2 separate regions of the Homo sapiens genome follow, and region 2 is linked to region 1. A link is a contact called in ENCODE Hi-C or POLR2A ChIA-PET data. All regions are on one chromosome and are shown on one strand. The core of a region is the stretch at or near the end of the contact, and the rest is flanking DNA. Distances in the headings are between cores, read along the strand shown.

Evidence for each region. A loop is a pair of places that touch in the nucleus more often than their neighbours do. ChIA-PET counts read pairs that join two places held with the same protein, here RNA polymerase II (POLR2A).
Region 2: a map of ascending aorta shows a loop between it and region 1 (6-fold over the local background). The contact joins the enhancer-like site here to the promoter of NR5A1 in region 1. A Hi-C loop is called at or near these places in 1 of 168 maps with a recorded cell type or tissue (ascending aorta). POLR2A ChIA-PET finds 5 or more read pairs at or near these places in 1 of 52 experiments (HEK293T).

What each region holds. Positions count from the first base shown.
Region 1 is chr9:124,505,749-124,509,399 of GRCh38, reverse strand. It overlaps NR5A1 (nuclear receptor subfamily 5 group A member 1), which reads left to right and starts at 2,001. Exons shown (of 7, transcript NM_004959.5): 1 at 2,001-2,151. RefSeq lists a cis regulatory region at 1,919-1,924, promoters at 1,906-2,050, 1,921-2,244 and an enhancer at 1,015-3,651.
Region 2 is chr9:124,809,120-124,812,770 of GRCh38, reverse strand. OLFML2A (olfactomedin like 2A) reads right to left here. Exons shown (of 8, transcript NM_182487.4): 8 at 1-2,963. The coding sequence ends at 2,359. Among named protein-coding and RNA genes, the nearest start is that of OLFML2A, 34 kb to the right of the region's middle. RefSeq lists enhancers at 1-58, 560-1,062, 1,063-1,563. Within about 2 kb of position 1,735, at least 10 of the 41 ENCODE cell types and tissues checked have a DNase peak (open chromatin) inside an H3K27ac peak, as active enhancers do.

The sequences.
Region 1 (3,651 bases), core at 752-3,251:
AGGTTCAGCCATATGCAAGAGAAGTATATCTTGTAAGAACTTCTCTAGGTGAAAAAGACATAATTACAAGGTCATGCACATTGAGGAATAAGTTGTCTGTTACGTTGTAGGTGGAATATATTCGATCAGTTAGCTATGACTGTTGGTGAAATTATATTATAAAAATTATTATTATTGAATTAATGATTATTAATTATTAAAACCCTATTGCCCGGGCTAGAGTGCAGTGGCACAATCATAGCTCACTGCAGCTCCAACTCCTGGGTTCAAACCATCCTCCTGCCTCAGCCTCCCGAGTAGCCGGGACTACAGTCTATCAGTATTATTGTTGTATGTTCACACACAATTTTAAGTGGCATAATGAGGAAAACACACACTAGGTTTTATTTTATTTTATTTTATTTTATTTTATTTTATTTTATTTTATTTGAGACGGAGTCTCACTCTGTCGCCCAGGCTGGACTGCAGTAGCACAATCTTGGCTCACTGCAACCTCTGCCTCCCAGGTTCAAGCGATCCTCCTGCCTCAGCTTCCCAAGTAGCTGGGACTACAGGCACAAGCCACCACACCAGGTGAATTTTTCTATTTTTTAGTAGAGATGGCGTTTTGCCATGTTGGCCAGGCTTGTCTTGAACTTCTTGACCTCAGGTGATCCGCCCACCTTGGCCTCCCAAAGTGCTGGGATTACAGGCATGAGCCACAGTGACTGGCTGGAAAACACATAGGTTTTAAATATAGTTGGCGTTTCTACTTTTTCAGTGGCCTTCCATGAAAAAATATATATAGGGAGAGTTGGCTTCACTTCACTTATCCAGAAAAGTCCCTCTTGTTCCAGATAAGTGAGGTGTTGGGTGTGATTTATTTATTTCCTCCAATGAAGGGATATGTGGGAGGAGGGGTGGTTCTCAACAGTGACTGCCCCATAGTCACCCTGTGCCCCTCCCTGCTCTCCCAAGATGAAAGGCACGGAGGTAAATCCTCTGAGGACAGAGACTTTTCTTCTCTTTCCTATGGGATCCCTGGTGCCTGGAACAGTGCCTGACCCCTAAGTGTGCGCTCAGTAAATGTGAGACAAACAGAGGAACACACAAAAGATCCAGTCACCGTGGGAGCGGCACAACACCCTGCAACCCGGGCCCTACAGGAACAGGATATTTCAGAGCCCATCTGGGCCCAGAGATTGGATGGGGACGTCCCAGGTTGTCTAGGGAGGCCTAGCCTTCTAGATAAGGGCCCCTTCCTGCTACCCTGTCCTATCCTGGACTAGCTTCATACTTGGTTCAACCTGGGGCCACTATAGCCACCACTTGGCCTCAGAGGCAGTCTCAGCCCAGCCTCAGTTTTTCCAGCCATCGACTGGGAACATCAGCAGCCCACAGCAGATGAGGACATTCAGAGGCCACCGTGGCATGCACGCACCAGGTGTCCAGGCCGCTCACCTGCTCCCCTTCCGGCCCCCCTCTTCTTCCACCTGATGGAAGAGGAAAAAGAGGTGGAAGCAGCAGGCCGCCTAGTCAAGTCGCCATGGCCTTGCCTCCGCACTGGCCTGTCCTGACTCTACTCCAATGTCCGGGCTGGGCCAGACCATGCCAGGCCAGGCCCCAGGGAGGTAGCCATTCACAAGGAGAGAGGAGCAGGCGGCAGGCCGGGTGGGGGAGCAGCCCATAAATCAAGCCCCACTCCCACCCGGTTTCTAACAAGCGGGGCTGCCTACCCGCCTCTGTGGGGTCCCTGCCTCTGGGCTCCCACAGCGGGCCTGGAACAGCCAGCTGGCCAAGGCCTCTGCAGTGCCTTGGCCTCCGCCCCCACCCTCAGCCCCCAGATAGATAGGGGTATTTTTTTTCTTTTAGGAGAAGAAGAAAAAATAGACGTAAATGAAGAGAAACACCAACAAAGAAGGCGAGAGGCCTGCAGAGTCACGTGGGGGCAGAGACCAATTGGGCCTCCGGTGGCCCCCCCACCAGGGCGGGGAGGAGGAGGAGGACGGACGGACAGGGCCAGCCTGCTGTCCGGCTGCCGCCCGCCGTGGTGTGAGGGGGTTTCTGCGCACCCACAGTCGCCACCGTCCCACCTGGGCTGCCGGAGCCTCCCCCTGGACCCCTGGTGCCCACTGCCACCCTCATCCGGTGTGAGAGCGCTGCTTCCGCTTCGTAAGTGAGGGCCTTGGCCCAGGCCTCTAATGGCCAGCCTCCTTCTGCAGTGCCTCCCTGCAGCCTGGGCCGGCCACTGCCTGCTCCACTTAGTGACCGGTGCCCCCTGCTCTGGGCAGGGAAGGTGCCAGGGGTCTCCCAGACTCACCCTCCCACCATGCTACCCCCTCTTCTTCCCTGGGCTGCCGATGGGAGGAGCCAGGCCTGTGACCACAAGCCCCATGGAGGTCCGCTGGTGTCCCGCTGTCTCTGGCCAGGCATCCACCAGGCTGTGTGGGTCTGAGCCTAGAGGTCTGTGAGTGTGTCTGGAGGGCTCTGGGCCTGTCTTGGGGCTCTGTCCCCCACCTGAGTTTCTGTGTTGTCTCTGTGGCTCTCTCTGAGTCTTGCTGTGTATCCGTGTGTCTGTCTCCGGCATCCATCTGTCAGCCTGGGTTCTGCGGCCGGGCCAGGTCTAGGCTTCCCTCCCTGGGTGGGTGGATGAGGGGCTGGAACTCCCCAGGCGGTGGGCTGGAACCTGGAACCTGTGGGGGTGGGTGCCTCGGAGCCTGGAGTGCAGAGGAGCCATGGGCTTCCAGCCGGTGAGAGTAGAAACCCTTGGGGAGAGGGGATTGGAGATAGAGGGAGAAGGGCCTGAGCCCAGCCCCCACCCAACCCCGGCGGCTGGGGCCTGTGTGTCCAGCTCCAGGTTTCCAGGAGACCTCGGGTGAGCTCTACCTTAGAACAGCCAACTGGGGCACCCCAGCCCATCATCCACCAACCCCCTTCCCTCCTGCAGTCACTGTCTGAGGGCTCCATTGTGGTGGGGAGCTGTTCAGAGGCGGCAGTGACCCCCACCTCCAGCTCGGGCAGATGCTCTTGTTTCTCAGGGGTTTGGGGGTGCGGGGGGTACGATTAACAGGGTCTCTGGCTCTTTCTTCCCTCCTCATCCAAGATTCTTGCATGGAAACCGCAGTACCCCATCTGTAAAGCCAACATGTTCCACTTTATGCTCGGAGAAAACTGAGGCTCTCGTTTCAGAGAGGAGAAGTGACTTGCCCGAGCTTGCACAGCTAGTCTGCGGGTTCTGCTCCTTCTGTGGGTGAGCCAGCTGAGTGCGGTCTGCGCGGGGGGTTCTCTGGCCACAACTTGCAGGCCCCAGGCCCAGCTCCAACCGAAGCCCGAGGCCTCCAGGCGGGCGGGAGCCCAGATGGAGCCTTTTGGTGGGTTGCGCCGCTGTCAATGCAAAATTGCGGTATTTTCCTGCTTGAAGATCGCAGCTTTTTGGCCTCATGGTCCCCAAACTCTCTCTGACCCCAGGTGCCAGCGGGGGCGGAGGCAGGATGCAAGCAGGCCCCTTCCTTTCGGGTCCGTTTCTCCAGCTGAAAAACAGTGGCCCCGCGGATGGTCCCTAGCCCAGAGCAACTGCTTGGCCCATAGGCCCGGGAACCCCTTTGTCCCCAAGACCGCCCAGCGCTTTCTTCCTCGCCCCACCCCCCCGTGAGAGCTCCGAGGGGAGCAGCG
Region 2 (3,651 bases), core at 486-2,985, 300 kb before region 1:
ATGAAGAAAGGGGGGCCTTCTCCTTCTTCTCACATGGTTGGGCTATGATGTCATGAAAGACACAGTCTTGTAAAACCCACACCCAGGGCCAAGGGAGATGCCGGGGCCTCGAGGCCCCCTGGTGAGTCTGGAAGAGGAGCCTGCAGTGGTTAGTTGGCCGGGGGTGGGGGCTGGATGTGACCATGATGAGTCAGGCCTGGCTGGGCTGGTTGTCATCATTCCCCTGTATTCCAGGGGTGAGTTAGAGCTTAAACAAAACAGCACCTGACAATGCCTGAAAGAAGTGTATTCTGCACAAAAAGCATTTGCTGGCCAGGCGCAGTGGCTCATGCCTGTAATCCCAACACTTTGGGAGGCTGAGGCGGGCGGATCACCTAAGGTCAGGAGTTCGAGACCAGCCTGGCCAACGTGGTGAAACCCCTGTCTCTACTAAAAATACAAAAATTAGCTGGGTGTGGTGGTGGGTGCTGTAGTCCCAGCTACTAGGGAGGCTGAGGCAGGAGAATCGCTTGAACCCAGGGGGCAGAGGTTGCAGTGAGCCGAGATCGCGCCACTGCACTCCAGCCTGGGCGACAAGAGCAAAACTCCAACTCAAAAAAAAAAAAAAAGGCATTTCTTTACACTCTTACACTCTTGGCTGTGCAGCTGACCTTCCTAACATGGCAACTGGTATTCAAACATACAGACATCCAGGGAGCTGGCATTGGGACAGAATGAAGGCAGCAAGGGCCAGGGGGCAGGTGAGGATGAGCAGTAAATGTCCTTCACAGGTGCTGGGGTGCCTTCCCAGGTAGGGCAGCCTCCATGTGCGGAGAATAAAGGATACAGACAGAACCCTTCTGGAAGGAGATCGGCTGTGCCCAGCTCCCAGTGTGACACTGAGCTGCTCTCTAAACTTTTCTGAGCCTCTTTTCTCTTTCATGAAACAGGGAGTTGGGCTAGAAAATTTCTTTCCAGCTCTAAAAATACTGTCTAAAAAAGCAGAAGAGGGGCAGGCTTGAAGGCCTCGTCCTCTGGGCTGTGTGGGTCTGAGGCTCTGGGGAGCCACCAGTGGCCCCGGGCAAGGTGGCCCCCGTGCATCCTCAACCCAAGTCCTGGGTCGAGCCAGGAAAAGTCCAGTCTGCAGACCCTCAGTTCTTCCCTCCCCGTTCCCACCCTCTGGTTCTCTCCTGCAACCAGAAGAAGGCCTGATGCCTCCCCTGGACCCAACTACTCACACCATGTCTTCTGCAGCCCCCAGGCTGCTGGGCCAGCCTGCCCAGTGACCAGGTCAGGGCTGGCAAGGAAGAGGGAAACTGTGCCATCCTGGCACCACACCAGACTTGGGCCTAGGGTCTTATTCATGGCAGACCCGGAGGTATCCCTGAGTGTGTAAAGGTTGTGGGTTTGAAAGCCCAGAGAAAAAGGACAAGGCGGACTCCAGGCCCAAAGGCTCTGGGATGAACCAGGGAGGGGACCCAAGGCCTGACTATGTGAACAACGCCAGTGCTTCTGGGTGGAGAGGGAGCCTCAGCTCAGCTCCCCACCCTGGCAGAGCTGCCGGCTGCCTTCTCAGCTGCTGCTGCAGAAACAAATGACGGCACTGATGAAGAATAAGAGAAAATAAAAATGAGCATAGAGCAGACAGGGGCCTTGGAACAGAGGATGGGATTTTCTCTCGGGGTGCGGTTTCTGCTCAGCAGCTAGGTGACGGTAGAGGTTTGGAATGTGGCCGGACAGCGGGTGGGGTGGGCTGGGCTGAGGGGGCTGGCCAAAGACAAGAGACAAGGACATTGGCTAAGGGGCCCAAAGCCCAGGGCCACCAACAGCTCAGCCAGAACAGGGCCCTAGGATGGCAGGCAGAGCCAGGGCCTCCACCCCACACCAGTACACTGGCCCTAAAGACCTCTGGTTCTGAGTGGCCCTGGGAAGGGAGACTGGGTTGAGAGAACAAGGGAGACCGGGGAGATGGGGGAGGGCAGGGAGGGGAGGGCGTGGTGAAGTCTCCTCATCCCTAAAATGGGGCTGTCCTGAGAGCACAGCCTGCCTGATCACAACTGAGGTGTTAGGCAAGGGACGGTGCCTCTCTGAGCCTGTCTCCTCGTCTGTTAAATGGGTTCATGATCTCTACCTCCAAGGGAGGTGCTAGGAGAATCAAACGGGTAAGTGTGTGGGAAGTGCTTGGCACGGTGCTCTGCAAGTGGAAGCAAGTATTACCCACTGGGTGCTGAGGAAGCTCAATCCTGGTGACCACCTCATGCCCAGTCCCAGCCCTGGGCTGGCCCCCAATAAATATTTGCGGACTGGGTCAGTTGCAGGAGCTGCTGTGCAAAGCCCCTCCCGCACTGCTGCCCCTCTCCGGGGAGCACAGGTCTCCACTCAGACCACGAAGTGGAGGGTGTAGGTGAGCTGGTGGCCATTGTCCCAGGCGTACAGCACCCGCTCCTTGGGGTTGTAGTCGATCTGGGTGGTGTAGGCGTGCTCGTTGAGGAACGGCAGCTGGGGGCGTGCGTCGGTGCCCGTGTGCGTGTCGAAAGCGTAGGCGACCTGGCCTTCCTGCTGGTTGTACGTGTCCACGGCATACAGGATGCCGCACACCAGGAAGCAGTTCCCGTAGGAGTTCCGCCGCAGCCGTGTCTTCCACGTGGTCTCCCGGTGCACGGAGAGATCGCCGGGGTCCAAGCGACTCAGGACGATCACCTCGGGCTGGGCCTCATCGCGGTCGTCCACGGCGGGGTAGATGACCCACAGGCCGCTCTCGTCCACGGCAAAGTCAATGTCCGAGTGTCCGCGCCACTTCCAAGGTGTGGTGTCCTCATATACCACGTCGGGCAGCAGCGCCCAGGAGGCCACGAAGCGCTGCCGTAGGTCGTACTTGATGATGTTCTTGGTGAAGGCGCGGTTGTAGTAGAAGGCGCCCTGGTACACCACGTGGCCTGTGCCGATCCAGTTGTAGGGTAGCTTGTACATGTTACTCCAGCGGCCTGCAGGCGAGGGCGATGGTCACCCCAGACCTCCCGAGCAACCCCAGCCCACCCACATCCCCTGAGCCCACCAAGGGCTCTCAGTGGCCCAGTAAGTGACTGATACCAAGCATGTGCAGTGTGCCTGGAGCTGGGATGACATCTTATTATGGCACAAGCGTCTCCTGAAGGAGGTCTATCGTCATCCCATCTGCTTAAAAAAAAAAAGGCTCAGAGGATCAAGGTCGCCCAGCTCTGGAATGGCACAGCTAGGATTTAGACACAGGGTGACATCAGCCCCATTCTTTGTCTCCAGGCCTTCGTCCCTGCTGTTCCTCTGTTAGGACTGCCATTCCCCAGGCCATCTGCTTGGGGAATGCCTGCCCATCTTTCAGAGCCCCAGGCCAATGTCACCTCCTCTAGGAAACCTTCACTGACCTCCCTAGCCTGAGTGAGGGGCCTCTCCTCCAGCCTCCCATAACCCTTTGTCTTTTATCCCCCCAGGACACGTCTGTAGCAGCCAGACAGAAGCCTTCATCTTGATACTTATCACTGGCTTCCTCCACCACCCTGTGCGCTGCTTGAGCAGAAAGCCGGCCAATTTTGAGCTAGCGGAGGAAGGATTTCAGTTGTTCCAGGCCTTTATTTTTTTCATATTTTTCGAGATAGAGTCTCTCTCTGTCATCCAGGCTGGAGTGCAGTGGTGCGA